Regions from separate parts of the Homo sapiens genome. Here all the other regions are linked to region 3. The links are chromatin loops, found by intact Hi-C in ENCODE. Cell type or tissue: GM12878. All regions are shown on one strand.

Region 1 (2,500 bases), 62 kb after region 3:
CTATCTTGAGAATTTTTAAGAGGATTAGATGATATTGTGCCTATGAAGTTTCTAGCACAAAGAAAATACTCAGCAAACATTTGCTTTTCCTAAAGTACTCCCACATAAGGGAATATTTAAAACCATGTCAGAAGGTTTATTAAGTTTATTCTAGGCATTTTAAAATTCCTCACATTTATTCAAATCTACCTTTCAGTTTGCACATCCAAATTTTTGTAGAAAATTTTTGTAGAAATATAACACTGAATCACATGACACTATACTGAACTCCACTTGATCTCATTATAGTATTTCTTTAATATACAGCTAATTTCTATTTCTTAATATTTTATTTTTAAATTTTTATCTCATCCTAAACTATATTCATATGTAGTTTTCTATTTTTCTGCTATTAGGTCTCATAAAACAAACTGAAGATTCCCCATTAATTCTATATATTTTAGAAGACTTAAACATTGGAATTATCTCATGTTTTTAAAACATAGGGAGAACGCTAATCTTCTAAATCTTTCTGAGATGAGCACTTTTATAGGAGACAGTTCTTGGACAAATTTTTCAATGTCCTTCACTGTTACTACTCTAGTCTGGATTTCTATAAAGACAAACATTGCCAGTTGTTTAACACACATTCCCTTTCTCACTATCACTACAGAGGCTGAAAAGGTGATATGTTTTTCTACCCTCTCTTGCAGTTCAATGGGGCCATGCTGTCCCAGTTACGGTTGATAAACTGAAAAGGAAAGCCTGCTGTTTGTTATAGCAGATTGAAGGTAGCTGAAGGAGAACCTCCTCTCACTAGCTGCTTTATTCACCTTATTACTGGCCCATTACTGTAGCCCCAGCCTTGCCTTTCCACCTTCACTACCAGAGGAAGCTTCAGGATGAATGTCCACCAACCCCACCACCATGAGCTGGGCTCTGAGGAAGCCCTCAGGTCTTTCATTTGCTGCCTGCTTCATCAACGCCTTGCTCCCAGTCTTTGCTGGTCTGACATCAGTGGTTCACTGCACTCTTGTGGAAACCTAGGTATTTACTTTTTATGGTATTTTCCTTTACCTCAGTCCAAGCTTACCTTCACTATACTTTTCACAAATTACTCAAGGTTTCACTATACTTTCCAGATATTTCTCAGAATCACTTCTGCTACAGCACAGACAGCGACTTTAGTACACACATATGCATGTGCACATACGACTTTCGGTCATTTCAATAAGATTAGAGGAAATATAAATTGTTACAAATAACTAGACTGAAACAAAGATGCTCACCACATATTCTGGAAGATCTGGATAATATCCACCTCAAAAGGTTAAAAAAGATCAAAGGTGTCAATGATAATCTGGGGTCACTGAAACTGCTAGAAAACTATTTACAGAGATTTACACCCAAGGTAATCTCAGTTTGCCAGAAAACTAAGGATGTTTCCCATGAGAAAAACACACCGTGGAAGAAGTAACAGTCCCCATTAGATGAATTCATTGAACATGAAGAATAATGGAGAAAGAAATAAAAAATAAGCTTAAGATTTCAGTCTTACAGCACACTTTACAGAATGAGCACACTTTTACAGAAATGAGCAAGTTTAGTGGGAGAAGAAACCTGGAGTGAGACATATAAGGCCATTTTTAAACGCTTTTAGCATTTTGTGTTTCATATGAAGACAATACTAAAAGAGAAAATACCCTGTTGATGGATGGAGACACAGGACCAAACTCGTAGTCTAGCACTACAGACCTGCGAGGAAGTCATCAACTCAGATGTAACCTCTGAAGCCCGCCAAGTAGATGGCTTCTCTGAGAGGAGAGAAGAGAGAGGGACACAGGACCAAGACTTCACTTCTCAGTTAGAATCTCAAGGCAGAATATCAAGCATAAAAGAAGAAACCTGGAACATTAAAACTACTCACTTTTCTTTAAATTATCATTTGTGGTCATAAATGAAATTTTATCCTCTCGATTTTGATTCCATTTTTTTTCAAATTAGCTCTTGCTTTGTTGTTCTATGATCATATTTACAACTGTCCACAATAACTTCATGAAATTTCAAGATTTTAGTGATATTTTCTGCTACATGGAAACTGAAATTTTTATCAATTTCTTTCAGTTCCATGACATTCATAACAAAATTATATAAAATTCAAAGCTGAGCTTTTCTACTAACTGCAATCTAAGCTACCTGCTTTAACATGCAATATCATCATTATCTAGTTTGTGATACTTGGGACAATTTTTAATCTAATTTGTGATGTTTCTAGCCAAATCCATTTAATTAATTTAGTTAAGAAACTTTCATGAGACCCTTCCTATACCAGGTACTTTACTAAAAATTAATATCCTCAAATACATTTTCTTCACTTATCAATTATAATATTCTGTCATCCAAATACTGTAGTTTAAATAATGATTTACTCTTGCTAGGCACATTTTCTCAACTGTTCTGAGATTTTAGAAGGCAATAATCACAATATTATTTTGAATATGTAACATCCTATTAAAGAAGA
Region 2 (2,500 bases), 97 kb after region 3:
AAAGAAATCGATACTCTTGGTGGACAAATGAAGGCTACCAATCTAAACAAGTGGCTTCTTCATACATCAGTCCTCTCCAGGATAAGAGAATCACTTCATGCAATTTCAGATTTGAATCACTCTATATGTATTTTAGGGCTCTTGATAGTATACCCAGTTTCCAGTTCTTTGTCTTAAAAATTCTGGTTGAATGATTTCTTGGGAAAAGAGAGTTCTATTTTGTTTCTCCCATTAGCTTAATTGGTTCCAAGAAAAATACTGAATATGTAATAGGGTTGGAATTAGCTGGAATGTGTGAGTTGGCATCAAGGACATCACTCAACAATGGGGTCCCCAGGTGGGAACATCATTAGCAAGCAGCATGACTTCCCTATGACATAAGTTGACTGAAGATGGCACAGAAAGGGTTCAGAATGAACGCTGGTGCTGCTTCCCTTTGTGACATCTCCTTTACCCAGCTTTTCTTGCTGGGCACAATGCAGTAGTCAGAGCCTTTCTCATTGAAGACACAGTTTAAGAATGGAGCTAAGCATGCTGCCTGACGGACCTGCTGTTCTGGAGCCTCAAGGTTTCCTTTTAGCTTTCAATTTCTTTCCTATTAGATGTGAATGCTGAAGCAACAACTCAGGAGCTATGGCTCTCATTAGAATGTGCCAAAGAGCAGCAGTAAAAAAAAGAGCTTTCATTTGAACTTCCAACCTGACAAATCTAATTTGCAAAACAAGTGAACCTAAGGGATGCAGAGCCTCACTGGTCAGAATGCATGTTCCACCCGAGTCATTATTTCAGGTTACAGCCTGACAGCCCGTGAAAGCCTTAACAAGGCAAACTAACCTTTAGTAATCAGTTTATATTCTGAAAGTACCTCTGCTAAAGTGGTTTGCTCTGGAAGAATAACACATGATTTTATGTTTTACTAATTCAAAATTTCATCCATTCATGCTACACATATTTATTGAGAACCTACATTATATCAGGCAGAGCTGTATGAAGCATTGTAGGGCAAAGGTAGGGCAAACCTCATGGTGATAGATGACCATAAACCTGCCCTCAGAATTGACACATTTCATGGGAAAGACAAATCACCTACGCTACAAGTTACAACAGCAAAATATGATGACTTTTACAACAGGAAAGTGTAGGAGACCATGAGTGTATACTGGAGGGATCTCATTGTAGCATCAGGGATGACTTCCTGGAGAAACTGATATTTGAACTGATCTCTGTGAGGTAAGTAGAGGTTACCCAACATGTTAGACCCTCTTCTGCATCATTTCAGATGCTCTCAGCCTCACCCTGCTCTTGTTTCAGCTGCCACAATATTAACCAGCTCTTGGTGGGTTCTGACCAACTTCATACAGTCACAACTTTAAACCTTGCATGTCTCTCACCTCCCACCCTGGGGCTGCCCTGCTCATCCCTCAGAACTCACTCGGTGACCACATGTGTACCACCTGAAGTGGGGGGATTCAGTAGCACATGGATTGAACCTTTGACCAGTGAGAGAGGAGGGACTGATAAAGTCATCATTTACATTATAATAGAAACCATGGTGAAGGAAGAGAAAGACCCTCTCATATTATTTTATATTGTTTTATACTCAGTACCTGTTTTAAGAAAAAACAACGAGGAAGTAAAACCAAAGACAGGCAGCCCGGCGCCAGGCCCGAAACCAGGCCTGGGCCTGCCTGGCCTAAACCCAGTAGTTAAAAATCAACTCTTAACTTAGAAACCGATGTTATTCATAGATTCCAGACATTGTATAGAAGAACATTGTGAAACTCCCTGCCCTGTTCTGTTTCTCTCTGACCACCAGTGCATGCAGCCCCTGTCACGTACCCCCTGCTTGCTCAAATCAATCATGACCCTTTCATGTGAAATATTTAGTGTTGTGAGCCCTTAAAAGGGACAGATATTGTGCACTCGGGGAGCTCGGATTTTAAGGCAGTAGCTTGCCAATGCTCCCAGCTGAATAAAGCCCTTCCTTCTACAGCTTGGTGTCTGAGAGGTTTTGTCTGAGGTTCGTCCTGCTACAATGGGAGTGTAAGTGACGTCCCAGAGACAGCACATAGAGGGGGAGAAAAGAAGAACATTCCACGTCCTCATTTGCACTGGAACCTAGCTCTCTGTGAAGTACTGTCCCTATAGTGCCATCGAGGAGAGGCCATTGGTCCCACACATCCCTGCACCTTGGGGTCCAGCAGAGATTCAGCATCATCCATGTTCCTTGTTTCCTCTTCTAGACTATTAACACTCCTACCTTTTATTAAAATTCCTGTTACTCTAAGTCTTTTTGTTGTTGTTGTTTACTATAACATGCTATAGCCCTCCTTATTGCTGTCTTCTACTCATGCCCTGGGCTTTTCCCCTCATTTACCGAAAAGTTTCCAGTTAGGTTCTCTCCAGCTATCCTCCTTCCATGCCAATTCTGATATTATCCTCAGAGACTTTAAGGCACAACACCATGACTGCTTGGTTTCTTGACAGGCACAATGAGAGG
Region 3 (2,500 bases):
TCAGGACTGCTTGAGTCAATCTGGGTTATGCATAGCATTTCCCAACATGGTCATTTACGTGGTTGCCCAAACAATGATCATACAGTATCATTAACATTTATAAACCAATGTGTTGACAGGAAAATCAGAGCAAGTTAATGGCGTCACAACACTGCCTATTCTTCCTTCATGTTGTCATATTTCTCAGCTTTTATGAATGATAAACAAAAGCAATAGCAATATGTGGCATTTTTTGTATTATGAAGTTGTTATCTAAGACATGAGCCATTATCCCTTTGAATGCATAAAGACTCATACAATCAATTCGTTCTATCTGGGCAAAATATTTTAACTCTAAACAACTATTAATGTATCTTTTAATTAGACTATAGCTGCACAACCTGTTTCTCTCTTTGTCTTGGCTGACTTGAAATTAAGAACTAAAATCCTTTTATCAACTATATCAGCTTCTTCATTTTAGAGTTTTCAGTATAATACTTTCCTCCTATGGATTATATGGTTGCAATGAACTGACAGGATGTTCATTCATCTTCACTAGGCTTCCCTTCTAGCCTATTGGTTAAAAAAATACTGGTGCTAGGATTATACGCCCCCAAAATTCTGATTTATTGATTTGGGTTGAATTCCAAGGGTTACAATTTTTAAATATGTCCAGATGAGTCTAATGTTCAGCTGTGGCCTAGAACTGTTAACAGAGCACTCTTGGATCAAGAGTTAAATAGAATGTGCTAGGATTGCTGAAGGAATCATTTCAACTAGGAAAAAACTGTCAGACTCTCACTGTGTTGTTAACCGTCTTGTCTCAGGGATTACTAAAATAAAGTATCCCATCAAATTCTAAGTACCAGTCTACACACTACCATTTTTTATATAAGGGAGCTAGAGTGCCTAAGGGAAGCCGTCTTTTCATGGAGCAGTACAGAATATAAACTACTCCTAATCCTCAATCAAGGATCCTTCGCCATGGAGGAAGAGGGCACATTCAACTCACCCCTTCAGTGAGGGGCAGAATAGAAGCACTTGCACAGTTTTCTGCAACTGTGTAGAATGTGATGGCATTTTTTACGATTTGCTAAGTTATTTGCTGAGTGCCAGGAGAGGGGGACCATGCAGGTGAAAGTAAGCAAAGCTGAGAGCAGGTGTTGCTAAGAGGTATGAGATTCTCTTCAATGAAGAGGAAGTTGTATGGATACCCAACAGTTCATGAAAACTCCAATAGCAAAAGGTTTCACCTTTGTGGGAAGAAAACTTACCACAGAACTGTGCACAGCAAAGCTGAGCAGAGCCCTCAAAAGATTAATAATTATACTGCAGCTAACAGTCAGAACACAAACCCCAGTCACTCAGGGAACCAATGACCAGTTTCACATCAAGTTCATAAGTAACCAACAGGCAGTGAATAGCACCTCTCACCCACTGGCCACACATACGTAAATATCTCCAGGAACCCACTCCAGCACACACACACCATGCTGCATCATCAGGCTAGGGCAGGTTTGGGAAAGCAAATCCAGGAGGAACAGGAAGTCTGAATCTTGCAGATCTCCACCACCAAGAAGCCCCATCTTACATCCTCCTAGACTATTCTGAAGTTGAGACTGATAAATTGGGAAGTGGTTATGATTTGGCTACTCACAGGATTGGGCTGATATTTGAACTGGAATGAAACAAAACATAAGCTGTCTTCTTAAGGAAGCTGAGGTCATTCAAGGCCAAGAATGATCCTTGGAGAGTTTCAAATTATGCACAACTCACATTTGTACCTATCTAAGTGTTGACTATTCAACCAAGCTTCTCCATAATTATAACATTTCATTTTCCACTTATGATTCAGATTTTTTGGCTCTTTTCTCATTATTCATGTTTTAGGAGCATAAGTTGAGTACTTTTTAACCTTTTAATTGAGAGCTGCTTCAAATGACATCTATTTTGAGCAGTAATGATTCACATGATGTATGTCAAAAATACATCTGCTAAACATAGTTCATTTACTACCAAGTTATGTCATTGTATGTTTTAGGAGCATAAGTTGGTACTTTTTAAACTTTTAATTCAGAGCTGCTTCAAAAAACATCTATTTTGATCAGTAATGATTAACATGATGGACTAAAATACATCTACTGAACATAGTTCATTTACTACCAAGTTATGTCACTCTGCTACAATCTGGGATTGTTACCAGGAAGCACAGAAGTCCCAGTCCTTGTCAACTTGGGAGAAAGATTTCAGTCAAGAGGTGGTTTAAAGATAACAGAGAGCTTCACTGAAAGAAAACAGGAAAAAAAAGAGCTTATTGCAGAAAAAAATAAGCACACACCAAGAGAGGAGTGGGCTGCTCTTGCAGGAAAATAGCCCCAAGGGTCCTGCACTGTGAGTTTTATCATGTCAGGCTTCCTCTTCACATTCCCACTTCTGTCTCAAGTTTCCACCTTTTCCCTTTGTCTAGTTTTCCCACTTCTGGCTTACATCCCTGCCTTTGTCCCCACCCAGGCTTGTGGGA

Evidence for each region. Hi-C counts contacts between places; a loop is a spot of excess contacts. Peaks named below come from ENCODE experiments on the same cell type or tissue, not always from the same donor. Only the 100,000 strongest peaks of a DNase experiment are listed, where the experiment ranks them.
Region 1: it touches region 3 in a loop (6-fold over the local background); 1 of 110 quality-filtered maps calls a loop at or near these places.
Region 2: it touches region 3 in a loop (3-fold over the local background); 1 of 110 quality-filtered maps calls a loop at or near these places.

The regions. Positions count from the first base shown.
Region 1 is chr14:39,911,191-39,913,690 of GRCh38, reverse strand. No RefSeq gene overlaps it. Among named protein-coding and RNA genes, the nearest start is that of FBXO33, 480 kb to the right of the region's middle. RefSeq lists an enhancer at 929-988. In GM12878, no CTCF peak of the experiment used is centred here; a DNase peak (open chromatin) is centred at 1,050.
Region 2 is chr14:39,875,998-39,878,497 of GRCh38, reverse strand. No RefSeq gene overlaps it. Among named protein-coding and RNA genes, the nearest start is that of FBXO33, 440 kb to the right of the region's middle. In GM12878, no CTCF peak of the experiment used is centred here; a DNase peak (open chromatin) is centred at 1,290.
Region 3 is chr14:39,973,087-39,975,586 of GRCh38, reverse strand. No RefSeq gene overlaps it. Among named protein-coding and RNA genes, the nearest start is that of FBXO33, 540 kb to the right of the region's middle. In GM12878, no CTCF peak of the experiment used is centred here; a DNase peak (open chromatin) is centred at 1,346.